Linked DNA regions of Homo sapiens: region 1 is linked to region 2. A link is an interaction called in ENCODE POLR2A ChIA-PET data of the cell type or tissue named here. Cell type or tissue: GM12878. All regions are shown on one strand. Links, peaks and the distances in the headings refer to the core of each region. The heading gives the core; the rest is flanking DNA. Region 1 has its middle 120 kb from the start of LINC02214. Region 2 has its middle 79 kb from the start of LINC02214.

Evidence for each region. Peaks named below come from ENCODE experiments on the same cell type or tissue, not always from the same donor. Only the 100,000 strongest peaks of a DNase experiment are listed, where the experiment ranks them.
Region 1: POLR2A ChIA-PET joins it to region 2 with 6 read pairs; 1 of 35 experiments calls an interaction of 5 or more read pairs at or near these places.

What each region holds. Positions count from the first base shown.
Region 1 is chr5:116,877,643-116,893,610 of GRCh38, forward strand. No RefSeq gene overlaps it. Among named protein-coding and RNA genes, the nearest start is that of LINC02214, 120 kb to the left of the region's middle. In GM12878, for the core only: no CTCF peak of the experiment used is centred there; DNase peaks (open chromatin) are centred at 6,469 and 8,319; H3K27ac peaks cover 868 bases.
Region 2 is chr5:116,674,792-116,690,759 of GRCh38, forward strand. No RefSeq gene overlaps it. Among named protein-coding and RNA genes, the nearest start is that of LINC02214, 79 kb to the right of the region's middle. RefSeq lists an enhancer at 6,841-7,270. In GM12878, for the core only: no CTCF peak of the experiment used is centred there; a DNase peak (open chromatin) is centred at 7,090; H3K4me3 peaks cover 579 bases; H3K27ac peaks cover 1,229 bases.

The DNA.
Region 1 (15,968 bases), core at 3,959-11,958, 200 kb after region 2:
AGCTACTAGGGAGGCTGAGGCAGGAGAATCGCTCGAACCTGGGAGGCAGAGGTTGCCGTGAGCCGAGATCGCGCCATTGCACTCCAGCCTGGGCAACAAGAGTGAAACTCCGTCTCAAAAACAGAAAAAAGGAAAGAAAGTGGTAGACAGAGAAAGAGAGAGAGAGATCTCGACAGAATAAGGCAAAGATAGTGACAGATTGCAGACAGAGAGAGAAAAATGACAAGGCATAGCCACAGAGTGAATGAGTTCCTAGGGGGAAATGCAAAGCAGAATCAATGAGTGGTTGAAACTGACAAGATAATCATAACCTGATTTCTTGTCCACATTTTCCTTTTATACTCCAGTGAACAACTGCCACCAAGATCACCCACGTCTGCCCAGGAATTCTCTTCCCATAAGAACTTGCAGCCCATAGGCCTTTTCTCCATCTCCAGTGGGGAAACGTTGAACTTCCAACCCAGCCCTTCTTTGCCCTTTACCCCTCCGTCATGCCCTAACTTCTCAACCAAAGATTCTTTCCTGCCCAGAGCTCCTACCTTTGCCCTGCATTCCTAATAGCAATTAATGCTCTTTCCTGTTGTAATATTCTAATTCAAGTTTTATTTCCCCCCACTCCACCACCAACTCCCTGTTTTTATTCTTAAACCAAATAGGCAGGTGACCTCCTAATCTCACTCACCTGTTCAGATTTCTCACTGTCTCCTCCTCTTTTTATATTTTTTGTTGTTGTAATTTGCTTCCATGGCACATGACCCTTTGTTAATTCTGACTCTATAGTGATTTCTGCTCTTGTGGACTCCAGGCAACTTTATTGGTTTTCCAGGCCACCATGAAAGTTGATAAGTTTGAGAACCAGACCCCTACATTTTCTTAATTTAGGCTGAGAGGTTGAAAAATGATCATATTAGAATAAGTAAACTGGATACAATTAATTGTAAAGTAAAACAATTTTTTTTTTTTTTTTTTGAAATAGAGTCTTGTTCTATTGCCCAGGCTTCAGTGAAGTGTGGTGGCACAATCACAGCTCACTGCAGCCTCGACCTTCCAGGCTCAAGTGATCCTCTTACCTCAGCCTCCCAAGTAGCTGGGACTAAAGGTGTGTGCCACCATGCCTGACTAGTTAAAAAAACAAAAACAAACAAGAAAACCCACTTTTTTTAGAGATGGGGTCCCACTCTGTTGTCCAGGCTGGTCTTGAAATCCTGAGCTCAAGCAATCCTCCCGCCTTGGGCTCCTAAAGTTTTGGGATTATAGGCATGAGGCACCACTCCTGGCCTCTTATATTTTATATATCAATAGGGTTTACATGTCTGTGGGTGTTAGAAACTTGGTGTAGGCAGAAAAGAAGAGGTTTAGGTGAACTCTTCAAAAACACCCTCATTTTGTTTTTGTTCAACAAGTACTTGCTGAATTTTTATCTGTGCCAGGACTGTGCTGGACAATACCTACAGTGCATATGATGGACATAGCCCTGCCCTATCAAGCTTACTTTTCGGTAAGAAAGGTGCACGTTGTATAGATGACAAATAAAGTAAGCAGTAGCAGTCACTCAACACATCAAAAGTTATTCTGACCACTTGAAAGGCAGCATTCATCTCAAAGCATCTTACCTCCCTCCAAAAAAACATAAAGAGGTATCTGTTGATTTCAATATTAATGCTAAGATGCGATAATAAAAATGCTCAGTGGATATAGCATGCAAACATATGTATGTACATTTTCAAATCATTTTGTTAAGGATTTTGTTTTCTGGGAGATACAGTTGTATTTTGGGAAAAAAATAAAATCAGATGGTCTTGGTATAGATTTTAATGCTAACTAGCTGTGTTATCTTGAGCGTGATATTTAAACGTTCTGGATCCTCTCATTAACTTGAGAGTAAAACAACCTACCTCAAAATATTGTTGTAAATACTTAGTGAAGTAATTTATATAAAAAAAAACCTCCTGTAGAATATCTGACATTTGTGTAGTGAGTTAACATTTGAAAAAATAATCAGAATGCTTAGACATATAACCAAATTTTTCTTCAGCAGACACATTTAAAAGTATCCCTCTCTAAAATTTTGAGCCAAAGAGAAAAATTTTGGCCTATGGGTTTTTATCTAAAAAAATAGTTGTGCTGTTATTTGTATCTAACAGTTTTTAATAAATCCAACGCAACAGAATTTTAAGTGGCTATTATTGATGTGTCAAAGATAAATAGTAAGATTTTTTTAGATCAAAGAAGTTTAAAATCTTTTGGGTGTATAAGACAAATATGCCAAAAATAATAATTTTTGATTTTTTTTTTTGTTTGGCCAGCAGTGTCTTTCTCCTCCAGCTTATTTCCTCAACAACCTCAGAGAATGGGGCAGAGACATAGTATATCAGTTAGCTATTGCTGCATAACAAATGACCCCACAACTCAGTAATTGAACCTGACAATAATTTCTTCCCAATCATGTGTTTGCAAATCAACCGGGAATCTGCTGTACTTGGCTGAGGAGTTCTGATTCAAGCCTAGAGTCCAGTTGCATTTGACTTTTTGATATAGGTTGTGCTCAGCTGTGCTTCATCTATATTCATTCTACAGCACAGAATAAATGGCATCACCTATCCAATTGCAATTGCAGAGGCATAAGAGTGCAAGTGAAAATATAACACATGAGGCTCTTGAAAGCCTAGGTTGAGCACAGTCAGCTCTCAGTTCTGCCCACAGGCCATTGCCCAAAACAAATCAAATGGCCAGATCCCAAGTTAAGAGGCAAGGAAGTACACTTCACTGCTAGAGTGTGAAAGACTGCACTGTTACCTGGCAAAGCATAGAGATTCAAAAAAAGGATGAAGAAATGGGGCCAGGAACTCATTCTACCACATTAAAGTAGGTTGAGAGTTATGTGCAGGACACAAAAGTACACTAGATCTAATTTTTAAGAATTTTTCACCATATGGGTCAATAGGAAAGAAAGAAGGAAATGGTAAGGAAATATCAAATTGTGAATTTCTCCAGGAGGCATATATTCTAATACACCTTTCAGAATTTTGCAAGAATCTCTTGTTCAGTTGTAAGCACCACTGGATAGTATTTTGAACACTTCAAAATAAACTGTTTCAGTGAAGCTGAAATGTACTAATTTTGAATACTTAGCCATCTGGAGCATTAGATGCTTAATTACAGCTGAAAACTCATGAATGAACAGTGTGAGGCAGTTTTTCTTTCCAGTGGATCCCAACTGTGTTTGTCTTCATTCTCAGGAGAGGAAAAAAGGGGAAATATGCCAGTGGTTATATTATGCCGTTTCTTGGGCTTTTTCTTTTCTTCTCTTTTTATGTATGCCTGTCTTAAAAATATCATCAAGCCATACCAAGATCTTGTACCTTTTCATAATACATCAGCTACAAATGCATCTGTCTGTTATGTGAAGTAATAATGGTCATTGAAGATTGTTTTATTATGTCAACCAATAAACTCAGTTTCTCATTTAAACTCAATTTCCTCAAAGCTTGCATGTTTTATATATTTTTGGAGCACATTTCTCCCTATTTGATGTATTCAAAACTCTTAACTAACTACAATTATAAAAAGAAAAGAATCGATGGTTCTATTTTCATTGTGAGAAACACAATTCGCTTAGAATAATTGAGCTAAGAAATTAAGAACTTAAGTACGGACTTTACTAATCTCCTTTCTCCATTTCCTCCTGAACATATTAAAGGTCAGTAAAAGCCAACTCTGCAAACACTATGTAAGGCACTTAAGGTACCTTCAGCCTTGGCCAGGTAGTTCAGAACTTGCAGATGTAGTTTAAGGCTCTTCTTTGCTATCAAAGTGCTTGTAGTTTGTTTGAGAGGCAAAGTAGTGGTATGAAATAGTCAACTGCAAATCTAGCACTATATTATATGCTACATTTCTTGGTATTAGAGGGAACCTCTCTTTCTCCACCCTGTGTTAATTAGCTCTGTCCTCACCTTCTTCATCTCTCAGTACACCCGCTTATATCCTTCAGAGCACTTATCACAGTTTCTGGTTCTATATTTGCATATGTGTTTATTGCCTGTAGGCCCCATTAGGTTGTAAGCTCTAATGGCAGGTGCCTTGTCCAATTTATCCACTGATAGATACCCTGTGCTTCACATGGGGGTTAGCCTTTGTACATTCTGTTGAACGGATGACTGAATGAATGAGTGGAAGGAAGGAAGGAAGGAAGAAAAGAAAGAAAGAAAGAAAGAAAGAAAGAAAGAAAGAAAGAAAGAAAGAAAAGAAAGAAAGAAAGAAAGGTCTCTGTTGAAGTAAAATAATTTAGAGGACTTTAATTTGAGATTTAGTTTGCTAGAATGAAGACCCATACTTGAGGATTTGTTGCTGTTGTTCTGGGGATATGATGTGTTAGATGGAAGAAGAAAGGGCAGTCAGGTAAGCAGATATGATAAAAATGCGTGTGCCCATCCTACTCTTCTGCCACCCAGCATGTTTGGGAGCTGGGCCAGCTCTAATGACACAATTCTCTACCTTAAGGAACAGAGGGAGAGAGAGAGAGAGAGAGAGACTGACTGTGTCCACTCTGGTCTCAGAATTCTGATTCTGAAAGGTAGCTCTTGGTCAGTCGTGTGTGGTAATAATAGGAGAACCTCATTCGTGAGCATGTAATTTTATCAGCAGGTACTGTTTACAAAGCACTGTCAATATGCCATGTCCTGTGGTTAAGTGCTTACACAGTGTAATCTCTGATTGTGAACAACAGCCCTAAGTGGTAGTTATTACTACTGAGCCCATTTTACATCAAGGTGACTAAGGATCAGGAGAAGACAAGTGGCAGTGAAGTGTCTTGGCTGAGATTTGAAGTCAGTTCTGTCTAACTGGAGTTCATGCTCAGAGCCCATGCTTCTCTCAAGGAAAAAAGAAGGAAAAGAAAACTATAATCCATTTTTTCTTCTGGTAGACTTAATTTGAATACCTTTCCTTCTTGTGCATGAAAACAACCTCAAGACAGTTACTTAATCATTTAATCAATCCATGGTTACTGAACTTCTAGGTCTTTGGGATACAAAGATTCACTCATTCACTTAGCCAACAAATGGTTTGTGAGCACCATTGTGTCCTAAGTACCAATCTAGGAACTTACAGTTTATCCACAAATAACAGCCAAAGATCCTGCTCTTAGGAAGCTTATGTTCTAGATAAGGAAACAAACCATAACCAATAAACAGACTAATAAGTGAATCATAGCGTGTTTTAAAAGATATTAGCTAAGATTGCCAGGCTTGATGGCTCATGCCTGTAATCCCAGCACTTTGGTAGGATGAGGTGTGAAGATCACCTGAGGTCAGGAGTTAAAGGCCAGCCTGGACAACATGGTGAAACCCTGTTTTTACTAAAAATATTTTAAAAAATTAGTCGGGCATGGTGGTGCTTGCCTGTAGTCCCAGCTACATGGGAGCCTGAGGCAGGAGAATCACTTAAACCCTGGAGATGGAGGTTGCAGTGAGCCAAGATTGTGCTACTGCACTCCAGCCTGGGTGACAGAGCGAGACTCCGCCTCAAAAAAAAAAAAAAAAAAAAAAAGAAAAGAAAGAAAGAAAGAAAGAAAGAAAGAAAACCAAAAAAACCCAAAAATAAGAGGTATTAGCCAAGATCGAAAATAGAAAATGTTATAGGGACTGGCAAGAAGGTCAGGGAAGGTGGAAGTCTAGGTTGCAAATTTAAAGAGAGATTTCAGGAGAGGTCTCAGCAAGAAGCTGATGTTTGAGCAAAGTGAACCATGAGATCTCTGGGGGAGGAATGGGCCAGGCGGAGGAAACAGCTGCTGCAAAGCCTTTAATGTGGAGTACGGACATCTTGTAGTAAGGTTAAGTCACTGCTTTCCAGGAGCTGACACTCAGGGAGAAAGAGGTAAACAAACGAACAAAGTAATTATAAATAATTATAGTTGAGGGTAGTAAGTCTTAAAGAGAAGGTGTGTGCCTAGTGTTATGAGAGCTCAGAAGTGGAGGGACTGACTGCCTGGGGGCATTTGGCAGGGCCTTGCTGAGGAGATGATAATGTCATTTTTTGCTAAAATAGACGAAGTTTTTCAGATTGGCCGAGGGAGGATTGACAGAGACGTAAAAGAAGCTCGATGGAGCATCGCGTGCTCAGTAAGCAAGAAGTTGCCTTGCCTGAAGCCAGAAGTTGAATGGACAAGAGATTGATAGGTTGGAAATGGAGATTAAGGTCAGATTGTACAGAGCCTCGCTTACTGCTAGAAGAAAATTTAATGTCTTGAAAATGATATGGAGGCTCTAAGAAATTAAACCACAGTTGGGGGAGGCATTTACGTAAATAAGAAAATTGGGGTTTAGAGAGGTTAAGAAACTTCTTGGGCCACAGAACTACTAAGTGGTGGAGCCAGGATTTAAGTCCAAGCTTGTTTGACCTGAGAACCCTGTGATAACAGAAGAATTCCCCCTGCTGAATTCCCCGTTAGTTATTGCAGAACAGAGAACTTTGTGAAGCCAGGTGCTTTTCTTGTAAGGGGAGCCTGGTCAGAAGTTGCCTTGCTTTTGGGAAGTCCAGAATCCACTCTGCCTAGAACTCTACTTTTTCAGAAAGTCAAGAATTCCTGTCATCAGTTATTTTACCAATGCTTACATCAAAGTCATCACAAAATTTTCTCCTTTTTAATAGCTGAGTACGCGGTAACACAGATATATTAAGTAACTTCATTGAATTCAACCAGCAAGTCACTCTCAGACCTGAATGAGAAGGAGACTAAGCAAGCTGAAATGAAAATACAACATAAATGTATCCAGTCAGCAGGAATATGTTAGGCCCTATTTTTAGGAGTTAGAGCTACATATAAAAACAATTATGCTGAACAAACTTAAATTTGATGTTTAAACTCAAAGGGGCATTGAAATTAGATGAATAAATATTATATCCATGGTACAGTATAATCACAGATGGTTTTCTTTCTGTTTTCTGGAAAGATAAATGTAGAAGCTACGGCTATAACACTTTGCTTTGCAGGCATATATTTATGTCATGACTATTATAGAAAGGTAATATGTTACCCTGAACTTTGTGTCTTTTTGATTTGTTAATGTAAGTATGAATGTACATAAATCTAAAATAAGGCCTGCAATAATATCCCCATTGTTTTTCTTTTTCTTGTTATTTTCTTCGTGCATGGCTGTGGGTGTATATGTGTATGTATGTTCTAGGGAATGATTTAAAAAGTACCAAATGATCAGAATATACTTTTTTTAATTTGAGAAGATGATCACATTTTGGTATAGTTGTGGTAGATTCATGGGGTATCATGAATCTAAATAACAACATATTATTTAGGACAGGTAAAAATAGGTTTCTTGTCCAGGCATGGTGGCTCACGCCTGTAATCCCAGCACTTTGGGAGGCTGAGGTGTGCGGATCACCTGAGGCCAGGAGTTCAAGACCAGCCTGGCCAACACAATGAAACTCAGTCTCTACTAAAAATACAAAAATTAGCTGGGCGTTGTGGCAGGCACCTGTAATCCCAGCTACTCAGAAGGCTGAGGCAGGAGAATTGCTTGAACCTGGGAGGCAGAGGTTGCAGTGAGCCGTGATCGCACCACTGCATTCCAGCCTGGGCAACAGAGGGAGGCTGTGTCTCAAAATAAAATAGATTTCTCAAATTCAGTCACTTAAATAACAAAAATGTTTATCTCTTTCTCATACAAGGTTCGGGTTGAGAATTCAGTTCTAGTGAAGCTCTTCACTACACAGCGATTGAGAAATCAAGGCTGTTGGCTGCTTGGACATCTTTAATGTGCGGCTTCCAGGTAGGTCATTCTGAGTGTTGCCATCACAGTCAACCTAAACTGGGAAAGAGAATGGAGGAGTGCACGTGCAAATCATTTATGGTCCAGATTTGGAGGTGGTACACATCACCTCTGCTAACATGTCAAAGGAGAGAGCTCAATCATATGCCACGCCTAACTGCTATGTAGTTTTGGGCCAGAAGAAGGGGAATATGTATTTTGGTGGACAGCTAACTGACTTAACTGCTAACACCCCTTTATGGCTTTATTTGCTGATGGAGAATGATTCCAGAAGAAAAAAGCATCCTACCTTTACTTACCACAGATTCTGTCCACTAAATAATCATATTCATGAAACCTCAAATCCCCAAATTCAGTATCAACTCTCTTGACTTGAATTTCTCACTTATTACCTTTCCCATGCTTTAAGTCAATTTAAAGGACATTTTTTATTGATACAGTTGATTCACATTCAAGCTGATACTAACTGGCAATTATCAACCAGTGACTCTAACTTTAGCAGGGATCATAAACACCTGGTGTAATGTGCAAATTCTACACCCTAACCCCACAAAGTTTCAGATTTAGTATGTCTAGAATAGAACCTGGTATTTATTTGTTTTTTTTTTTGTTTTTTTGTTTTTTTGTTTTTTTTTTAGACAGAGTCTGTCTCTGTCACTCAGGCTGGAGTGCAGTGGCCTGAACACAGCTTACTGCACCCTACCTCATCCTCCTGAGCTTAAGCAATCCTTCCACCTAGCTGAGACCACAAGTGTGCACCAACACACCTGGCTAATTTTTTTTTTTTTTTTTTCAGTAGAGATGAGGTTTCTCCATGTTGCCCAAGTTGTTCTAGAACTCCTGGCCTCCCAAAGTGCTGGGATTACAGGCATAAGCCACTGCACCCGACCCTGATATTTTCATTTCTAACAAATTTCACATGATACTGATTCTGCTGATCTGGGACCACACTTTGAGAATAACTACCCTAGACTTTTGCAATGATGCCTGAATTTTTCTCTGCTTACACTTTTGCCTACCTCCTTACAGCAAAACCATCCTTCCTTGAACCCAAGAGGACTTAAAGATATCTGCTCACCTTCTGTAAGGCAAACTGAAACTTCTATTTGAGCTGGTGTTTTTGCTAAAATTGTGCTCTCCAATCATATTTAATTGGACAAGTAACTGTGATTTGATTTATTGCAGATCTGAAGGACCACTCTTGCCCTCCCACTATCCAAGACTTCTTTTTAGCGTAGGTTTTCTTGTCATACACTCCAAATTTGGATTTGCTCGTCTAAACCTCTGGCTCACATATGATATTTAAAGAGTCTTACTCAAAGCCTTCAAAGTGCTCCCTTCACTTCTCTAGCAAGTGGCATCACTCAGAAAGTTGTATTTTTGTATCAAATGTCTAGCTTGTCTGGGACTTTTAAACAATGTTTAAGAACTAGCAACCTTTGCTAGTTTTGTTGAATACCTACCATTCTTTATGTATCCCAAAGATACATATACTTTGCTACAAAGATACATTACTTCTTTATGTATCTTTGGGATACATAAAAAATGGTAGGCACACTATTTTTTTTAATGGCTCCACATCTTGATCTTTGTTCATTATTCAAAATTACATGCTTATTATTGGGCATTGCAGGCTGCCTCTATAACCCAACATTTATCACATATTTAAAAATTTGGTTCTTTTTTTTTGCTTCCAAAATAGTTATCTCAGGCAAACAGGAATCCATGAGAACTACAGTCATATCTTTTGACCCAATTTGTCTGCTGACTTCTCTTGGTGATTCAGTGTAAAACACTACAGGTGCTAATCTGCCTGGGGCAGGAAAGTACAAAACAGATTTGATACAACAGTTTCAAGGCTTACAGGTAATTAACTCAGCATGATTTAGCTGGATTTGTACCAAGCATTTGTTTGCCCATGCTGAGAAAACTAATACTTTGTCTCTTTCATCAGTGGATCTCAAAACAGTTTGCAAACATTAATTAATGCTTATCACACATCTCGTCATCCCCATTTCCAGATGAGGAAACTGAGCAGTAGAAGCTAGAAAGTGATTTGCCTGCAGTCTTGCAGCTGGGCCCAGTGGAGTGCAGAGTAGAACACGGTTTTTGGTTTTTTGACCTTGGGGTCATACTTCTTCTTGTTGACGGAAGAGCTGACACCATACTCTTAAATAGGGACAACCAAGTTTAGTCATTCCTTCAACCTAATCTATTCAAAACACAACAAAGTGAAAATTTAGGAAAGATATGTGGCTATGTTTTATATGGATAAACTCTGGTGGGAGTGTGTGTGTGTGTGTGTGTGTGTGTGTAATCACATATGTGTATGCTTCTGAACATGCATTTAATATTGAGTTACAATTATTCCTTAGTTAGACAGCATTTTATAAGCGTTTATTTGCCCTGTGGAGAGATTGACTGATCAATGAATGGAAGGAATGAAAGTAAAGGGTTGCCCCTTTTCATGGATCAAGTCATGAGATAGCTGCAAGTAGGGGCTCACCCAACTGTCAGGAAATGGCTGCACTTCAAATTGGCATTCCACGGGACTAGTGGCTTTGCTTCTCTGCAGTTGGAAGAGCTACAACTAAACCCAACCTCACACCAAATGTTCACCAGATGCTTGCAGCTGGCATTTCCAGATAGCTCCCTACACAGCAAGTGACTGGCCCAGGCTGCTCATCCCCTGCCTGCAAGCCTGTTCTCACACTTGCCTTATAGAAAGGGAGAGCAGCAGGAGGGTGGTGATGTCTCTCCAGGGGCACACTTCTAATGTGGGCCCAACTGTACTAGGCAAGGAACCCCTTCCTGCAGTGAGACCTGGGCAGGCAACTGCTGACCCTGTTCTCTTGCAGTTCCAGCCTGCACCATGGGACATCACCGGTAACTGGCCAAGCCATTTATACACACAGCTGTCCCAGGCACCAGAGTCTTGACGCTCAGAGTCAGGCCCTCAGTTCTGGTATTTTTATATATCACTAGTGGGAGCAATTTTTATTGGCTTCAGTAGATAACTTTTTAAAGATGACAGAGGAATTATAAAGAGTGTCCAAACTTGAATTGAAAATGTTATATATGCCTTTTTCAGGGTACCAACATAAGCATAGTATACATTTAATTAACATTTCATTTTATGTAGGGCTAGCCTACATTAAAATTCTCAGAACACTTACATTAGCCTATGGTTGGATAAAATTGTCTAGCACAAAGCCTATTTTATAATAAAGTGTTGAATATCTCATGTAATTTATTGAATATTGTATTGAAAGAGAAAAACAGATGGTTTTGCACCATCGAAAAGTCAAAAAATCATAAGTTGGGGACTATCTATACACACTTTTTTTTTTTTTTTGGTGAGACAGAGTCTTGCTCTGTTGCCCAGGCTGGAGTGCAGTGGTGTGATCTCGGCTCACTGCAACCTCCACCTCCCAGATTCAAGCAATTCTTCTGCCTCAGCCTCCCGAGTAGCTGGGATTGCAGGCATGCACCACCAAGCCCGGCTAATTTTGTATTTTTAGTAGATATGGCGTTTCTCCATGTTGGTCAGGCTGATCTCGGCCTCCTGACCTCAGGTGATCCGCCTGCCTCGGCCTCCCAAAGTGCTGGGATTACAGGCATGAGCCACCGTGCCCGGCCCTATCTATACATATTTTAGGGGAAGATGGGTATTCATCAACTTCCAGATCCTCCTTACGAAAGGCCTTTGGAAATCTCTAGCTAATGTGGTAAGGGACACAGTTTCTGCTTTCCTATATCATGGTCCTCTTTCCTTTTTTGTCTTTGGGTTTCTCTTCTGTGGCTTATGTCATTGTTGCCCCATGCCAATCCGTGATAAGATAATGTAGAATCTTCATTACTGCCTTTTCATTATTACTCCTCAGTTTGATGTTCTCAAATGGTAGTGTTCATTAGAAGTATCTGGAGATCTTGTTTAAAAGAAAATGCAGCTTCCTGGCTGCACTCTGAGAGATGCAGATTTAACAGGTCTAGAATGGGCCCCAACTGTCTGTGTTTTTAACAAACATGCCTAGGTCATTCCAATGTATGTGACCCATGGATTGCACTTTGAGAAACATTGCTTTAAAGTTTGCATTTGAAAACATTCCAAGTTTGTTTCAAATACAGCCTTTGCCAAAGCTTTACTCTACAAAACGCTGGTTGCCCACTTTGTTAAATAAACTCCAGGAACAGCTTTTGCTGCTTACCTTGTCTTGCAGCTTTCTGTAACTCAATATCCTGTTTGGCCTCTGATCTCTTTATCCTCATGTATTCTCTCCTGTACACTAGGGTAAAATAAAAGAATTTTTATTCTGCCAAAAGTGTAACTTTTAGATAAAGGTCCTAATTAAAAAGAAATCTCCCTATTATACACAGTCATGTATAAATACCATTAAGCACCCCTCAGGCGGCAATTATTGGATTTTTATTGTTCAAACAACTGGAAAGATATGCTTGTGGATGGTCTAGTTTTTAGAAAACATGATAATTATCTATTAATCAAAAAGATGTCTTCTGTTTTCATTGCACTGTTTACATATATACATATACTTATTTATATATTAGAAAAAGAAAAGACAGTATACGTTCAGCAAATTTGATTCCTGCTTTAACTTCTAAATTATCCAATTCTCGTTCCCTTTTATTGCCACTGGCATACATTAAATAATGGGCACATGGCAATCCAGGCCTATACTTTGTTAACACCAGCCAGCGCTTTAATTCCAAGGATCTATCGAGCAGGCAACTGCCATTTTATGTGGTTAAAAAAGAGTAAGCAAGAAGATTGGTTTTTCTGACACTGAGAAGCAGAACGTTTCCACAACATGGCAGCTAATGCTATACCATATGTTAGGATAGCAAAACTGTGACCTCTAGGCCAAGTCAGGCCCATCACTTATTTTTGTAAGTAATGTTTTATCAAAGTACAGCCATGATCACTGGTTTATCCGCCTATGATTGCTTTTATGCTACAACATCAGAGTTGAGTAGTTTCAGCAGAGACTGCATGGCCCGCAAAGCCTATCAGACTTGCTATCTGGCCCTGTGCTACAGGATGGGCCTTTCTGTGGTCACTGTCCACATAGAATAAGTAGCAAGAGCATGTATAAGATTTGACCCCGAGGGGAACTACATTTCCTGCAGCCTTTCTGGAGGATTGGGATCACTCACTGGCTGAGTGTTTTGTTGTATTCCCTTTGGAATTAGTATAGAGCAGCTACATTTAAAGAACATTTACAATACTTTTTATAAATTTTCTTCTTTTCTCGCTGGCTTTAAAAATGTAAACATTTCCCAACTCATTTTCTAGGTAGAAGAACTTACCATTATAGATACCGTGAAAGGGATCTTATACCAGGGTTTTCCAAATAGTATTCTGAAGCACACTATTATTCTTTTACATCCGAATACATTTTTTTTTTTCTTGAGACAAGGTATCGCTGTGTTACCCAGGTTGGAGTGCAGGGGCACAACCATACCTCAGCGCTGCAGCCTCAACCTCCTGGGTTCAAGCGATCTTCCTGTCTTAGCCTCTTGAGTAGTTGGGGCTACAGGTGGTATGCCACCATGCCTGTCTAATTTTTATTATTTTTGTGGAGATGGGGTCTTGCTTTGTTGTCCAGGTTGGGCTTGAATTCTTGAGTCTCAAGCTATCCCCCTGCCTCGGCTTCTGAAAGTCCTGGGATTACAGGTGTGAGCCACTATGCCTGGCTTTAGATCTGAATAAATTTTTTAAATTAAAAAGTTCGATAAGTAATGGGGTGAACAAACTTTTACTTTTTTATGCTGTAGAATTTCTCAGAGCTTTAATATGCTCCAACTCTAAAAATAAACTATACCATGGAATATCTTCCAAACTTGTTTGTGTAGTGTTTACATATTTAACCAGAGAATATTTTTTGAGGAATAGTAATTTTTGAGAGAACATGGATTGGAAAGTGCTAGCCTAAGTCAAGTCCTTGCCTTTTATAGTGTGGTACTAAATAATTCTAAATAAGCATGATTTGCTTTTTTGCAAGTTTGTAGCAGGAAATTCTACCCTCTTAGTTGTAGCCCTGCTCACCTAGTTGAAACACTATTAATTTGTGGCTTCAAAGTCTGTATTCACAGCATTCCAGTGACTTGATCTGCTCATTCTAATTGTTTTAAACACTGTTGGTGTTAAAAACAGCCTCCAAAGACTGCCTCAAGAGCTTGCTCAATTATTTAAGAGGCTAAAGCAGGAAAGCAATATATCCTGAGGGAAGACACACCATTAATTAACATGTCTTCTGTCTTATCATTGTCCTTCTTCACGTTTTATCCCATTGTCAAATTTGTTTAGTTTATTAATAACTAAGGAAGAGGTGGAGCATGGTGGCTCACACCTGTAATCCCAGTATTTTGGGAGGCCGAGGTGGGTGGACCATCTGAGGTGAGGAGTTTGAGACCAGCCTGGCCAACATGGTGAAAGCCCGTTGCTACTCAAAATACAAAAAAAAAAAAAAAAAAAATTAGCCAGGCGTGGTGGTGCGCACCTGTAGTCCCAGCTACTTGGGAGGCTGAGGCAAGAGAATCACTCAAACCTGGGAGGCAGAGGTTGTAGTGAGCCAAGATCATACCACTGCACTCCAGCCTGGGCGACAGAGCGGTGAGACTCTGCCTAAAAAAAAAAAAAAAAAGCCATGAGACTCCATCTCAAAAACAAACAAACAAATAAAAACAAAACAAAAGAAGAGTTTGGTTGCATTTGGAACCTGCAATGTTTGTGGTCTTGTGGAAAAAAGAGTGATATCGGTCAGCTGGGTGCAATGGCTCACACCTGTAATCCCAGCACTTTGGGAGGCTGAGGCGGGTGGATCACAGGGTCAAGAGATTGAGACCGTTATGGCCAACATGGTGAAACCCCGTCTATACTAAAAATACAAAAATTAGCTGGGTGTGGTGGTGTGTGCCTGTAGTCTCAGCTACTCAGGAGGCTGAGGCAGGAGAATTGCTTCAACCTGGGAGGCGGAGGTTACCATGAGCTGAGATCACGCCATTGCACTCAAGCCTGGTGACAGAGCGAGACTTTGTCTCAAAAAAAAGAAAAAAAAGGTGGTATATTTATTATCTTACTATGTGCAAGAAGCTTAGTTTTTGTTTCTGCCTTTCCTTGTGTGTTGGGTTGGAACTTTACTAATAAAACAGTCAACCAGTAGACTAAGTTAATGATACATATGCCTTGACAAAATTTTTTCACTGTTTGTTGTTGTTTTTGATGGCTACAAGACTTTTATTATTGATATCTTCTTTTTTCCTCAGTCACAAATTAATTATTACATGTAGATTTGCTAATGTACTGCCCAGGTGGATTGTACTGCCTAATCCATCCCAAACCACTAATACTATCAATGGTTCTGGAATAAACTCATTATCCTTCTGCTCTGAGCCAATCAGCCCCTATTCTGGTTTGATAGATGCTGGAGACATTTATGAGATTTAAAATTAATATTTTCTCTGATAATTTAAGACATTTGGAGAGTGTCACGTGGGCATTTTAACTACTTTCTCCAAATTACTTTAGATGGCAATCTGGAAGCCCAGCCACCTGGAGCAGTAAACAAGCAGGTGTGGACTAGGCAGCCCAAATCCTCTAACTCAGGACAGACAGTGTGAAATTAAGATGGGAAACAGAGAAATGTGGTGGTGCCCTGAGACATGAGCTGCCTCCACAAGTGCTCCTGCAAGTGAGTTTCTGCTTCTGGAAACAAAACTCTAGTTCATATTGACTTTCTGTGATGTATCTGTATATGTCAGTCAGCAGTTGCTATGTGCATCAGGATAGCAGTGACCAAAGGCAGTGGCTGTTTTTTTTTTTTTTCCTCCCATGCCCTCTTTGTGAGGAAAGCCTAACATCTTAATCAGAAATAGCATGTGCCTGTAGGAATCTGATGTTTTTCTCATTATAATTCCCACCTGTGCAGATGGCAAAGCACCTTTGCCTTGGGACAGATGCTCTCCATACACTGCTCACCATTGGTTCTCTCTTATCTCCCAGATTGTGAATTTTCCAAGTGTTAGAGCTGTTTTTTACTAGCTCATGAGAGCCTGTATTTTACATATCTCTTCTCAACTCCATGTTCAGTGATGTTGAGGGGCTTTAAAGTGGCCAGATTGAGAGTATTTGTAAATTAAGGCCTCCTTCCCCCTACCAAGGGGACT
Region 2 (15,968 bases), core at 3,923-11,922:
ATCACATTCCTGTCTTACTTTCCATTTTTCTAATTTTAACTAATTTCATCCTCTAACACATAGCATGAAAGCTTAGCCATTCGTTTAGATCTGCAGTTCAGATTCCCGCCTGGTTTTTTTTTCAGTCTCCTCCTCCTCCTTCCTTTTATTAATCAATTCCTTGGTGAACAAAAATCTAGTCTTTCTAGTCCAAATTTGAATTTTCACTCTATGTTGGCAAGATTTTCTTATCTATCCTGGTGAGAGATTTCGGCAAAAGTCAGACCGCCTGCTGCCTGAAACACCTGACTGAACTTGGAAGGTAAAATAGGTAACATGTGACCAATTTAATCAGTAGGCAGGATGATGTTTTTGTTTTCCTTTCCTCTTCTCTTCTTTCAAGCCCTTATGTGCTATATAACCCCAAATAAAATCATGCACAACTTATGTATATGTTTAATTCAAAAGCATTCTGTGTAAAGATAAAACTGAAATTTCATCTTAAATAGATCTATTCATTCAGTGCTTTGGAGGCCAGCCAGGAATGAACTCCAAATGTGAGACTCTGCAACAGCAACCAAAAGCACATGCTCCATGTGACTTAAACCTATATTTTCAAATGGCCGATAGAACAAGTTTCAAATGCTTTCAAGCTGCGACTAGGCTCATGTGGAGAGATAAACAGAGGCCCCAAACTGTGGGCTGAATATATAAGTCATCAAAGCAATTTTAAAATCAATTCAGCGTTTGACAAGGAGCCAATATGGTTCCCTTGTGATTAGAATGACATGCTCAGGCTACTACTGTGGGTAAAATTCTGACAGCAGTGTTTTGTACATGTTGGAACCTATGAAAGATCCCCCTCCTGCCTCCCCGCTCCAAGGAAAACGATAATGAAGCATTACAATGGTGTATCTGTGAGATCACTAACACATGGGCGCCATTTGACTATGAGGGCATTGATGAAATTCTAGTGACTGGGCAAAAGAGCCCAAGACCCGAGTTTATGGTATGGCCTCAACCACATTTATAAAAACAAACAAAACAATCATCTCTGAATCTAGAGATAATTGAAAACATGCTTCTTCTAAGGATAAGGAGTGTTTTTTTGTGTTTGTGGAGAATCAGGACAGAGGGAGAATGGCAGTGACTGAAACACTATAATGGGCCCTCACGTTTGTTCATTTTCACAAGGGAAAATAAAAAAGAACTTGCTAATCAGAGGCCCATTTGCCACTGATAGTTTTCTTCTTTATATAAGTTCCAGTTTTAAGTCCCTTTTTCTTATCCTAAGAAGTTCTCTTGGCTCCTCAATGTGTAGAGAAGACCTGGTGGAAAGTGGGGTTCACTGTACTTTCATTTTATAGCCTAACTTCAATCATTGTTTATTTTATTTTTTTCTTCACTTTGGAAGTGATTACCTTGATTTCTTTTTTTTTTTTTTTTTTTTTCTTTTTGAGATGGAGTTTTGCTCTTGTTGCCCAGGCTGGAGTGAAATGGAGCAATCCCAGCTCACTACAACTTCCACCTCCTAGGTTCAAGCAATTCTCCTGCCTCAGCCTCCTGAGTAGCTGGGATTACAGACATGCACCACCTCGCCTGGCTAATTTTGTATTTTTAGTAGAGATGGGGTTTCTCCATGTTGGTCAGGCTGGTCTTGAACTACCAGCCTCAGGTGATCCACCCACCTCGGCCTCCCAAAGTGCTGGGATTACAGGCGTGAGCCACTGTGCCTGGCCTACCTCGATTTCTTGTTGGTAAATCAGAAGAGATAAATGTCCCACAGCTGCGATTTTGATGGTAAGCTCCTATCTCATTGTAACAGGCTCAAGGCCAAATTTTCTCCTTGGCCTTCATGTCCCCATTCTTTCAACCTCAGACTCATCACCTGCTTGTGCACTTTTGCCACCATCTGGCACTGCCAGTGTGCCAGCCTCCTTCTCTTTTTCTCCGTAAAGTACTCCAGTCACAGAAGGCTTAGTTGCTTCTGTCCTGCCCTGGCCCACGTCTCTGGTCCTCATGCTCCAAGGAGAGCAGGTAACAGGGGTAAGGGATCCGTACATATCAGGCACACAATAGGAACATTGTTCATTGTTCAGCTCAGCTTCTCCTGTTGATTCAGTGCACTGAACAATCCTGTACCTGGATCAATAATAAATAATATTGCTAAAGATGCTGGAGCAAAGCCCAGGCGAAACTGTACTGAATGAAGCTCACAAACATGGTTTAGCTGGTTCCCTGGGAAACATTCTTGGGAGAGGCAAAGTTATGGAAAACTACTCTTGTTTTTCCAAGAATATGTGGTACAGGCTTGTGACAACCTTTAAGGGGGAAAAAATATCTCCACAGTCACATCAGGTCAATCTCCTGTTAAACATCCAAACTCGTTTTCATGACCCTGAATGAGCTGCCCAGCTTTCTGAGCTCATCTGCAGGTACTTTCTTTACCTTCTCTTTAAGTTCTAGACATACAAATATCCACACTTTACTGTTCCCTCTGCCTAGAACACTCTTCCCATGTATTTCATCTTCTTCTTATCACCCAGTTTTTAGATTAATTATTACCTCCTTGGTTGTTTCACTTCTTACTCCATTTTTGCTCCTTAGCAATTACACCTATGTGAATTCATGTGTTATTTTAGTCATTTATTTATGTTTGTCTTCCCAGTAGAATAAGCTCTGGTGAGGCAGGAAGCTTATTTACAACTGTATCCTCAACATCTAAAACAATGCCTGGTGTGTGGGAGACACTCAGTAAATAGTTGTGGGATGAAAAATGCATAGGTGCTCATGGAATGACACAACTGTAGACCTTTCTCAAGGTGGTCTTCCTACAGAAGTATTTTTTTCTTTGAAACAGAATCTTGCTCTGTCACCCAGGCTGCAGTGCAATGGCGCTATCTCGGCTCACTGCAACCTCTGCCTCCTGGGTTCAAACAATTCTCCTGTCTCATTCTCCTGAGTAGCTGGGATTACAGGCACCCACCGTGATGCTAATTTTTTCATTTCACGTTGGCCAGGCTGGTCTTGAACTCATGACCTCAGGTCATCCCCCCCACCTGCCTTGGCCTCCCAAAATGCTTGGATTACAGGCATGAGCCACCGTGCCCAGCCCAGAAGTATTTCTTTGAAAAAAATAAGTGCCCTATCTGATCATAAATTCAGCTTCTGATGCAGTACCATGGAGTTGTATGAAATTTAGCAAATGCTTACTAAGACCCGACTTGGACAAACTATAACTGAAGGCAACATGGAGGATCTATAGCTAATCGAGAAATTATGCCTATTATCAGGGACCTGAGACTTTGCTGAGAGTAGTGCTACCTCTTTGTGGGGGGAGTTTGACAAAACAAGACAAAATGAAGTGAAAGCTAAACAGAGACCCAGAAATCCAGCATTTATCCTTTTTCCCTTCTGTTCATACTCAGGTTCACCAAATTTGAGGTTTCTACTTCCTTAGTATTTTTTGAGTCTCTTCACCAATCTTTGCACCCACTGCTGTATCTGTGGTTTTGTTTTAGCCTCATAATAAGTTCCCCTGCCTCCACCCTAAACTGGCTCTCATCTTTTCTCCACACTGTTACTGTAATGGAATTTCTTTTTCTTTTTTTTTTTTTTAAATACTTGAGGGGATGGATACCCCATTTTTAAATTATTATTATTATACTGTAAGTTCTGGGATACATGCGCAGAATATGCAGGTTTGTTACATAGGTATACGTGTGCCATGGTGGTTTGCTGCACCCATCAGCCTGTCATCTACATTAGGTATTTCTCCTAATGCTATCCTTCCCCTTGCCCTTCACCCCACAACAGGCCCTGGTGTGTGATGTTTCCCTCCCTGTGTCCATATGTTCTCATTGTTCAACTCCCACTATGAGTGAGAACATACGATGTTTGGATTTCTGTTCCTGTGTTAGTTTGCTGAGAATGATGGTTTCCAGCTTCATCCCTGTCCCTTGCAAAGGACATGAATTCATTCATTTTTTTCTTTCTTTCCCAGACAGAGTCTCTCTCTGTTGCCCAGGCTGGAGTGCAGTGGTGCGATCTCAGCTCACTGCAACCTCCACCTCCCGGGCTCAAGCAATTCTCCTGCCTCAGCCTCCAGAGTAGCTAGGATTACAGGCGTGCACCACAATGCCCAGCTAATTTTTGTATTTTTAGTAGAGATGGGGTTTCACCATGTTGGCCAGGCTGGTCTCAAACTCCTGACCTCATGATCTGCCCACCTCGGCCTCCCAAAGTGCTGGGATTACAGGCATGAGCCACCATGCCCAGCTGAATTTATTCTTTTTTATGGCTGCATAGTATTCCATGGTGTATATGTAACACATTTTCTTTATCCAGTCTATGATTGAAGGGCATTTGGGTTGGTTCCAAGTCTTTGCTATTGTGAATAGTACTGCAATAAACATACGTGTGCATGTGTCTTCATAGTGGAATGATTTATAATCCTTTGGGTATATACCCAGTAATGGGATTGCTGGGTCAAATGGTATTTCTGGTTCTAGATCCTTGAGGAATCGCCACACTGTCTTCCACAATAGTTGAACTAATTTACACTCCCACCATCTGTGTAAAAGTGTTCTTATTTCTCTACATCCTTTCCAGCATCTGTTGTTTCCTGACTTTTTAATGATCGCCATGCTAACAGGTGTGAGATGGTATCTCATTGTGGTTTTGATTTGCATTTCTCTAATGACCAGTGATGATGAGCTTTTCTTCATGTTTGTTGGCTGCTTCAATGTCTTCTTTTAAGAGTGTCTGTTCATACCCTTCGTCCACTTTTTGATGGGGTTGTTTGTTTTCCTCTTGTAAATTTGTTTAAGTTCCTTGTAGATTCTGGATATTAGCCCTTTGTCAGATGGATAGATTGTAAAAATTTTCTCCCATTCTGCAGGTTGCCTGTTCACTCTGATGATAGTTGCTTTTGCTGTGCAGAGGTCTTTAGTTTAGTTAGATCCCATTTGTCAATTTTGGCTTTTGTTGCCATTGCTTTTGGTGTTTTAGTCATGAAGTATTTGCCCATGCCTATGTCCTGCATTGCCTAGATTTTCTTCTACGGTTTTTATGGTTTTAGGTCTTAATTTAAATCTTTAATCCATCTTGAGTTAATTTTTGTGTAAGGTGTAAGGAAGGGGTCCAGTTTCAGGTCCTAGCCAGTTTTCCCAACTGTAATGGAACTTCTAAGCTCAAATTTTCAGCATGTCATTCCCCTGCTTAAACCTTTCATAGATTCCCCACTGACCTCAAGATAAGGGCCACGTTCTGAAACATAGCCTGCAAGGTCTTGCCTGACCTGGCCTTGGCCAGCCTGTCCAGGTTGATCCCTACCATGCCCCACCTTTCATGCTACGAAGCAGCCACAAAGTTAAATATTCCTTTCTCTAAGTGGCCCATGATCTCACTGGCCATATGGCTGTTCGACAGGTAAGTCCCTCGGCCTGGAGCTCTCACTCATGTCAGGACTTAGCTTTCATGTCTTGTTCTCTGGGTCATGCTCCCATTCCCACACCCCAGGCTCCCACAGCCATCCACTTTTAGAGCATTCACGACTCTGATTGCTCTTTGTGTGTGTGTTTTCTCTCATTACACCAAAACTTCCTTGATTATAGGGACAGCATCTAGTTGAAAAGAGAAGAAAAAAAGAGCAAAAAAAATTATAAATGAATGACCCAATAAGGAAATACAACTAATACACTGTTGGTTTTCCAAGGAGGAGATCATTTAAGGCATCCTGGAAAAATGATGTTTTATCTGAGCTTTGAAGTATGACAAAAGGCTTTCACAACCAGGGAGTAAGTGTGAAGTATTTGAGGCTGAGGAGAATGGCAAGAGGTTAGGCATGGCTGGAAACCTGTCAAGGACAATAAGACCAAGAAAATAGGGGAAAGCTCAATCATTGAGGGCTTCTGATCCTGTACTATGGAGTCGAGACTTATTCTGCAGGCCACAGGGAGTTGGGATTGTTTCTGTGTAAGGGTGTGACAAGAACCAACTTATGGACTAGAAAGAACAATCTAGCAACAAGGCGAAAGAGGCATTGCAGAAGTGAGAGACTGGAGGTAGTGAAGCCAGTTGGAGACCATGCCAACAATCCAGGTGAGCGATGAGGAGGCTCTGGGCTGAGGCAGAGGTGGGGTGGGGCTTGGGTAGGTGGGGGAAGACATTGTGGAATGAGAACAGGCAGCATTTACCATGATCAGCTAGAAGGATGGTGAGGCAGACGTGCAATGGGACTGACAAGCTGTGTGTCCCAAACAATAGTCCAATCTCTTGGGTACTGCTCAGCGTGCATTGGGAGGAGAGTGTTCCACACTGCATTGCCATTTAAAAGGACATTCCAAAAATGTAGCCCATTCCATGAAGGGCAAGAAAGCAGCCTGGATACCTCGGTCAGTGAGACATGGATTGAAGAATGCGATGTTGTTTAGTTTGGCAAATACATGCAGAAGTGAGGGGAGATGTCATAGCGGCCTTCATATATTTGAAACTGTCCCATAAAAGAGATATTAGGCATGTCCAGAGGGCAAAACTCAGGCCAAGAGTGAGCTGGAATGGAAAGAAAAACATATTTTGGCTCCATACAAGGGAGATCTTTCTAACGTGTAGAGCTGTAGGCTACTTTGTCAACTAAACAGCTCACCTGCACTAATGGCCACACAGAGGGCAAGGGACCCTGTTGGGACACATAGAAAGGGGTTTCTGGGGTAAGATGGGACGTGAGACTGAGGTCCTGTAACCCTGGAGACTTTAGTTTCCTTCCATTGCTATCCTAATTCACTCCATGTTTTTAATCACAAACATAGTATTAAGAAGAAATACTGTGACCAGGAAATCTTGACAGGGAAGAGGAATTGTATCGCGAGGACAGTTCTGCTGCCAGGGGAGAAAAAGTTTATTCAGTGCCCTCTGGGACACTTGCTGACCTCTGCTCTCCTGTTCACCTCCCACCTCTTCTACGGAAACAATGGGATTTTCCTCTGGGTTAATATGACCCAAAGGGGCTGGCTGTTCTGGTCCCAGCCACATGACAGTTGGGAAGTCCCCACTTATTAAACACTGACTTCCTCGTTTCTTCGGTGTTTTCAGACATGGGGCAAGGCAAATTCAGTGTCTGGGCCTCTGCCTATAAGAATTCTGTTTCCCTTGCTATGCTGTTTCTCATCTCCACTTTCTCTTTCTCTACTCAACTAACTAATCAGCTAACTTTCTCTTTCTCTTTGATCATAGGGCTTTGTCAGTCAGTGATAAACTAGAAATATTCCTTTTCAGGGATTTAGAGACCAGGGACTATGCCAAGTTCTTAATAACTATATCAATGATCAATATTTCATAATTTATGTAATTAGAGAACATATTTTTCTATTGATTTTTATGGCCAGGCCTCAAAACAACCTATGAGGTGAAGAATCTGAAGCTTAGAGAGATTCAGCCAGTTTCTCAAAATCTCCTAGCTGTAAGAGACAGAGTTGAGGATCTGTGGTCTGACTTCAGAGCCTGGACCTTCAATCAGTAATCGATGCTACCTCTTTGTCTGGAATAGGCCTTCAGACAAGAGTAACTCACAGACAGGTGGTCCTCAAACTTCCACCCTCTCTTCAGACTGCAAACTCCCTGGGCACAGGGACAAGTCTCACCATGAGGCTAAGAGCCCTAATAATTGCATTGTCCAATACATAGAATGAAACAAATGAATAATTTTAATAATGTTTGTATGTTGAAATGATAATATTTTAGATATGTTGGATTGAAAGGTATTAGATTTGATTTTACCCAGTTCTTCTTACTTTTAAATATGTGGCTATTGGAAGTCTGGCAATTACATATGTGGTCCTCATTGGCTTCTGCTGGACAGCACTGCTTTAGAAGATGGAGGCCATGCCTTTTCTCTGAGACCAGCTGAAGCGTTCTGTTAAGGAGCTGGCAAAGGGAGGATGCCAGAGAAAAAGCTGGAAACTAAATCCTGCAGAGTCCCTAAATGAGACGAGATCTCACAAGACTAAAGCTGGCACTTTACCATGACACCTCGTTCTTCGTTCCTTTCCTCCCTAGACTCTGAGGTTTTTGATGGTTGTTGCTTTCTTGCTTGTTTGTTTATTTTTGAGAAAACGACCACATGCTCACAGGCAGGTCCCCCGGCCTCTGGCCTGCACCAGAAAGCCTTCTGTGAGGCTGAGAGCACAGCCACCCTCCTCTCCCCTGCTCTTTGTTAACATGTTTTTCCCCATTCTGCACTGCCCAGGGCTGAGAGCTGTGTGGGAGGCTGATACACAAAAGGCACAAAAGCATCCCTGGAAATATAGTGAGAAGGGGACATTTATATTGACCAGAATTCCTTTTAGGGTGAGAATCGTTTTGTTTGAAATGTAGGAATAATTTGATACTGTGCTTTGTGTGGTGGGGTGTAAAGACCCCTAGGTCCTAGTGGTTACTAAATTGCTTTCTAAAAGTGGCGATTTGGTTCATTGTAGGGCTTTCCTTCTGCTGAGTTGAGTGTGCAAGTTTGAAGCAAGAGATGAACTGCTTGGGGCAAACAGAGAGGTAGAAAACTGCCACAGGGATTCTATTCTCCTCTTAATTTACTAAGCATGTGTTCTTTTGTCAATATTTTAATGAATATTGATTGGACAAGAAAGCAAATAATTAGACTCTGGGACACTCACATATCTTAGCCTGGCGCTGGCATGCTCTGATGAAAAGCATTTTCCCTATAGCTGCTTTTACAGTCTTACCTGGTTTAGTGAAGATTGTGTCTGTGTCCAGTGATGTTCAAAGCGATGGCAGGGCTGCACATGTGCATGATGCACGCTTTAACACATCCTCTCTGGGAAAGCAAGGCAGGGGGCACTTTTTTAAACCAGAGTATTGATTTCTAAGATGTAATAAATAGACCTATTGTACTCATGAGGAATGCCAACAAATACATCTTGAAATGAAGATGTGAGGCTACCACAAAAACGGAAGAGATGGGGGAAGGCCAAGGAGATATTTGCTTAAACTACAATCATCCAGTCAATGTGAAAAAAAAACAAAAACAACAACAACAAAACCCTTCCTCAATCTTATCTCTCTCTTCCACTCAATCCCAAGAACCATAAATAGGTTATATTCCTTTTCATAACCCAAAAGCAGCACCATCTTTAATTCTTTTCTGATAATCCCTCCTTACCCTCCCCTAACACTTTAGACAGTATTCTGTATCCAGTGGATACAGGTTAAATAAATATAAGTTACTGACAGGAGACTTCTTAGCAGGGCCTGGCCATAAAGTGCCTTCATGACCAGTCCTCATCGTCTGGACTCCCATGATTGAGTAAGAGAGGCTCTCTGTCCAGAAACTGAGCATGACTTGAGCAAGCCTGTGGGCATTTGCCATTTTTCTGAGCCTAAAACTGCAGCACCTGATTCTGCACATGGTCCAGGCAGAGATAGATTGCCCAAACAGTGGGATCTGGCTCTTTCAGTTGTGGCTGGAGATTGCGTGAGACATGGCAGCTCCAAACTTCTGGGCTGCTTGGTACCCAAGGAAATTGGGGATTGATGAGTTTGCTGAGCTGTGAGAAGTTGTTTTGAACTTTTCTAAGGGAGCTAAAAGACATAGAGTCACATTTCTCCTCGGGGTACCTGGGCACCAGCCCAATAGTCTTACAGTGACCTCTTCCACACACTTTGGGTGGTTTGTTCTCTGGAGATGCCCATTCCCATGTTCTGTATGTGGGAAGTCAGGAAAAAGTCAAGAAAGATGCATTTCTTCCAAAAATTGTCATTGACTAATTCTATTCTCCTGAGGATAGTAGCAGCAATTGCTAGTAATATGTAATAGTCATATTAGCAAACACTTAATTGAAGCTTGCTGTGTGCTAGGTACTATTCTAGGCACATTGCACACACTAAGTATTTAATCCTCACAACAATTCTCAGAAGTAGGTGCCATTATTGTCCCCACCTTATAGATGTGAAAACAGAGGCACAGAGAGGTTAAATAATTTGTCTAAGATCACACATTTGATACATTCAGATTTAATCAGAGTTTGGATTCTTAATTTTACACTAGATTGCCTTTCAGTGTGTATTCATTCACTGTTACATATGTTTGTTTGCTCATATCACAGTGCGGGGAGTATATCAGGTAGAATTTACTGGCCAAATTCATCTTAGACACCAAAAAAATTGAGCCCTAGGCATAGGCTTTCACATCTCTGCAAAGCACTCGGCCACCTAGTAATGCTTTGTAGACATTTTCCCTGGAAGGCTGACTGATGTGCAGCAGGTACACATGTGATGTTGGTGGCACTCGTGTGGTAGTAAATTGAGTGGACCACATTTTTATCGTGTGGTCTATTTGGCTCTGAATGTGTTGTTGTGGCCTCTGACACAAGTTTTATTTTACGTGATCTAAATGCGAATTCTGAAGTTTCGATTTTGAGAAAAGAAAGGAACCTTAAAACATACTGGACTCAAATGCCATAATAGTCCTATGCAGACTGTGGAGGGCTCCACAAGGCAGGCTGAGGGAGGGAGAGGGTTAGAGAAGGAAGGAGGCAATGAGGGACACACAGGAAACAGGGGCCACCAAGAAACAGGCAGCAATTTGTTATCAAGCAGTCTAGAGTTTCTCATAGAGAGAGAAAAATGAATTCGGGCAACTATTTCTTGGGTAGGAAGATCATTCAGAAAGCCTGTCAAATCCAAGGAAGTCATGGAAATGGTTGTGGTTTACTGTTTGTGATAGTGAACAACATAGATCTAATTACTTTATTTAGAGTTAGCATTAAGGTTTAGATGTACTGTGTGTGTCTGTGTCTGTGTGTAAAAAAAAAAAAATGTTCGTAAGGCTGGGGGATTATGCCAAAGGAATAAACTGAACAGAATCTCTCTATCTCTCTCCTCAACTCCTCTCTCCCCTTAAGTCTTAGAAATAAGAGAAAAAAAATATAAAAATATACATGTTAAAGTAAATTTTTTTTTTTTTTTTTTTTTTTTTTGGTGAGACAGAGATGTACTCTTGTTGCCCAGGCTGGAGTGCAATGGCATGATCTTGGCTCACCGCATCCTCCACCTCCCAGGTTCAAGCGATTCTCCTGCCTGAGCCTCCTGAGTAGCTGGGATTACAGGCATGTGCCACCACGCCTGGCTAATTTTGTATTTTTAGTAGAGACGGGGTTTTGCCGTGTTGCCCAGGCTGATCTCGAACTCCTGACCTCAGGTGATCCGCCCACCTCCCAAGGTGCTGGGATTACAGGCGTGAGCCACTGTGCCCGGCCGTTAAATTAAAATGGAGACTAGGCCTGAAGAATTCCTGAGCAGACAAAACCAGTGAGGCCTCAAAAGTGACCTCAACTTTGCTTGATTTGCAAACGTAAGCAAAACTTAATGAGCTTTTTCTTGTAAATGCCTATTAAAGAAAAATAAATCTTAAGCTCAACCAATCAGACACAGCCAACAAACTTACAATTACATAACTACAGACTTTCCAATAAGATAGACCAAATAAGACAACTGTGTAACTGTAACCAATCAAACGTCTGCTTTGCTTTACTTCTACAGTTGTCCTATAAAAGTCTTCCCCTTATGCTCTCTCTGTGGAGCCCCTCAATCATTTTTTGGTTGGAGCTGCCCAATTCGCGAATCATTGTTTGCTCAAATAAACTCTTTAAAATTTTATTGTGCCTCCATTTACTTGTTAATATATGTCAAGAGAAAGTATAGCCGTAGTGGAGCAGAAATTATGAGGAACCTCTGAAAGCTGGAGGTAGATGAGATCACATTGAAGGAAGAATCTACAGCCTGAAACAGATTTAGGAGGAGGGGATGGAGGAGGGGATGACAGCCCAGGAAGAGTGCTGAACTGAAGGCGGAGGAGAAGGGGAACAGCAGGGGCCTGGTTGGGAGTTGCTTGCTGTTAAGATCTCCTGGAGGTGAGCCTCTTCCCTCTTCTAGGTAGTTGCTGCAAATCTGGGAGCCTGGGCAGTGCCCGGGGTGGTTGGGGAGGCCCGTGTGGAAGCATGAGCCCTGTGCCCAGGACTCCAGGGTGGTAACTGGAGGTGGGCTGTGATCAGAGACAGGCTAAAAGGAAATGGCCAATAAAATGATAACCTCACAACCCAAAATCACCATACCTTAGAGGATAACACCCATCATGGAAGATAGATAACATCCAAAAAAAAGAGTATCTGAAGAGACATGATTAATATAGCAACCAAGAGGAAACTTTAAAATATGTATACCTAGCATTTGCAGAGCACTGAGAGAATTGTGTTCCATACCACATCCATCCACCCGTTATTCAAATAGAAAGGTAAATTAAGACATTTTATAACAACAAAAACACTTAAAAACATACCATTTGTGAACCACGCAATAATTAATACAGAACACACTTCAGCAATATTAAAAATGAGCTTCAAAGATATGGAAAACAAACAGCAGTACTGAGCAAAGAAAGCATAATTTATAACTGAGAATTATTTAAAACACAATAAAATTTCGAACTAAAATCTCATATAATTTCAACATTGTGGGAGCTCAGAGGTCAGAGGAGGAGACAGGAAGTTACAAGTACTCATTAAAGCTAGGCTTCAATAATTTAAACATAAGTTTTTCATAAATTTGACATACATTGAAATATGTCTTAAAATTTTTAGTATAACTACTAGAAAAGCAGAAATAAGAGGAATAACCACCAACCAATTAAGGAAAAATGTGGAATAAATATAATATGTAAAAGAAATATAATCAATCCAAAAAATTTGTCAAACGGTAAAATAAGAGTCAATAACAAAGCATGGTAAATATAATACACACAAAAATGATGACTGGGACAAGTACAAAGTATGAGAAATAAATGTAAATGGTTTAAATGACTCCACATGAAACAAAGAAACACAGCTTTGAAAAATGAATACCAGATATATGTTTTTTATGAGTGACACATAAAATGGAATGACTCAAGAAAGGTGAAAATATATGGATGGGTAGAGACATTCTAAGCAAATACTAATAACAATAATGATAACAAAGGCTATTATAACATATTAATATTAGAGAAAATAGAACTCAATATTAAGATTATTTAAAGGGAAAAAACAATATATTTCATGTTGATAAAAGGTTCAATTCAACAAGAAATGTATTCGTTACAAGATGTTATGTACACCATAGTTTCAAATTTCCTAAGGCAGAAATCACTAAAAATGTGAGAAAATGTACATTAACATTGTAATCTGCGAATTTACGTGCTTGTTTTAAAAACTGATGCATTAAGTAAGCAAAATTTAAAATAAAACTATAGAAAATTTGAATAAAAATTATCAAACCTGATTTGCTTGAGAGCTATTATGATCAGAAGTTGGTTATATGGGGCTATTTACGGGATGAAAACAACATTTTGTTTAATAACCTTTCGTATATCATCACTTCCTTCTGTCCTTCCTTCATTTCCTTTCCCCTCCCTCCCTCCTTTCCTTACTTCCTTCTTTCCTTCCCTTCCTTCCCTTCCTTCCTCCCTCCCTCCCATTCCTCCCTCCCTCTTTCCTTCCTTCCTTCCTTCCTTCCTTCCTTCCTTCCTTCCTTCCTTCCTTCCTTCCTTATCAGTCATCCATGTATCTATCTACCTATCTATCTATCTATCTATCTATCTATCTATCTATCTATCTTCTATCAATCCCTATTTTATTTATGGTAAATGATTCAAACAGTACAAAGGAGAGTGAAGAAAAAGCCTCATTTCTTCCGTCTCCCTCAGTTCCCCAGTTCTCCACTCCAAATGCAGCCACCATTTTCAGTTTTCATATCATTCCAAGTAATGTGTGCCAACATAAGTTTGTACCAGTATGTGTGTATGTATGTATGTATGTTTGTATGTGTGTCTATCTAGGAATAGATATTTGCTTTTTAAAATATTTGTACTTGAACATATGTGTTTTCCTATGCGAATAAATATTTTTGCACAGCATTATTTTAAAGTTTTAAGCAGGGTTCTATTGTAAGAATGAATCTTTTTTTGTTTTTTTTTTTTGAGATGGAGTCTCATTCTGTTGTCCAGGCTGGAGTGTAGTGGCATGATCTCGGCTTACTGCAACCTCTGCCTCCCGGGTTCAAGCGATTCTCCCACCTCAGCTTCCCGAGTAGCTGGGGTTACAGGCACCCGCCACCACGGCTGGCTGATTTTTGTAGTTTTGGTAGAGACAGGGTTTCACTATGTTGGTAAGGCTGGTCTTGAACTCCTGACCTCAGGTGGTCTGCCCGCCTTGGCCTCTCAAAGTGCTGGGATTACAGGCGTGAGCCACCACACCCTGCCAAGAATGTATCATTTTTATAGGTACTTATGAGTAATGTGTCTATGACAATTCTTACACATACTTTGGTGATCAATTTGTAAAAGTAGAATCAAATGTGGATCAACATAAAGGAACATTTGTAAGACTTTTGAATAGATGTCACCAAGTTGTTTTCTGGAATGTGTTTCTTAAATTTTCATTGTGAATTTAACATAGAGTACTCAGACACTAGTCCAAGTCTATATTTAATAAGTGAGTAAAGTCTTAGCTAAGAAATTTGATAGTGATGATCTGATTGTTGAGGAATACTAAACCAGTTTCAAGTTGAAGAGCCAGGCCTTTTTTTTTCTGTGTATTCAAATCTATCAGCCCAAAGTTGCTATAGCCAAGACAAAGCTTTATTCATGTATGCTTCTTGTCAGAAGATGGCTAAACTTGAGGGTGGAAGGTGATGGGAGATCAACAAAGAATTCAGTATTTCTTGGCTTCTTTGGAAGTTCAGCTTTAAATATATTCTGTACTTCCTAATAGGATGAATAGAAATGTTCCTGAGAGGGAATGACAATATGACGAAATTTTGTTTTGGGAAGGTATACAACTTTTAAAATTGTATAAAGTAAGAAGGCAACCACAACCTGTTTCATAACATAAAACACCAAATTTAGGATTGACCATGGGACTATGTTAATTGTTCCAAAAAAAAAAAAAACCAAAAAAGAGTACCTTAACATATTGACAATGAAAGGGCTTCATATAAAAATGAATTTAGAATTTGGAAGCACTACTTATTATATCAGCATCTTGAAAATTAATAGTTAACATATTAATGGCTCTGAGAAATCCAATAAAACACTTCCTTAAATTCATTTTACTCAGCATTTTTGAAATCTATTTAACCAATAACCAATTCCCCTTTTAAAAACATGTGACACCTGGCCAGGCATGTTGGCTCACGCCTGTAATCCCAGCACTTTGGGAGGCCGAGGCGTGTGGATCATGAGGTCAGGGGTTCACGACCAGCCAGGCCAAGATGGTGAAACCCCGTCTCTACTAAAAATACAAAAAAAATTAGCTGGGTGTGGTGGCAGGTGCCTATAATCCCAGCTACTCGGGAGGCTGAGGCAGAGAATTGCTTCAGCCTGGGAGGCAGAGGTAGCAGTGAGCCAAGATCGTGCCACTGCACTCCAGCCTGGGCAACAGAGCGAGACTCTGTCTCAAAAAAAACAAAACAAAAACAAAAACAAAAACCATGTGACACCTATTAGATACCCTCAGAATTGGTTTTCTGGAGAATATATTTTTAATAATGCTGGCCCACAATATGGTGGATTCATCAAGATAATACCAAAATAATTTGTTGGTACAATTTCCTACTAGTTATATCAAAATTATTGAATATCAAGACTGCTATTTTGGGACCTGTCATTTAGCTAAGTCATGGAAATGAATCATGCTGAATTAGATGCCGTCAACTTCTCAGGTCTATGCTGACAACATCTTAATACTTTATTACGATCAGCTAGTCCCTCTAATTACAAGAGATGTTAAAGAAGTTCTATAATTTTCTTCAGACATCTGTAGACAGATAAAGAATACATGACTTAGCAACACTGTTGTGTAGATTTCCCATTTCCACATGCACTCTGATCAAAGTCTGTCAATATCCATTTATTCTCAAAAAAACAAGTTGAAGCAGGTAGGAAGATT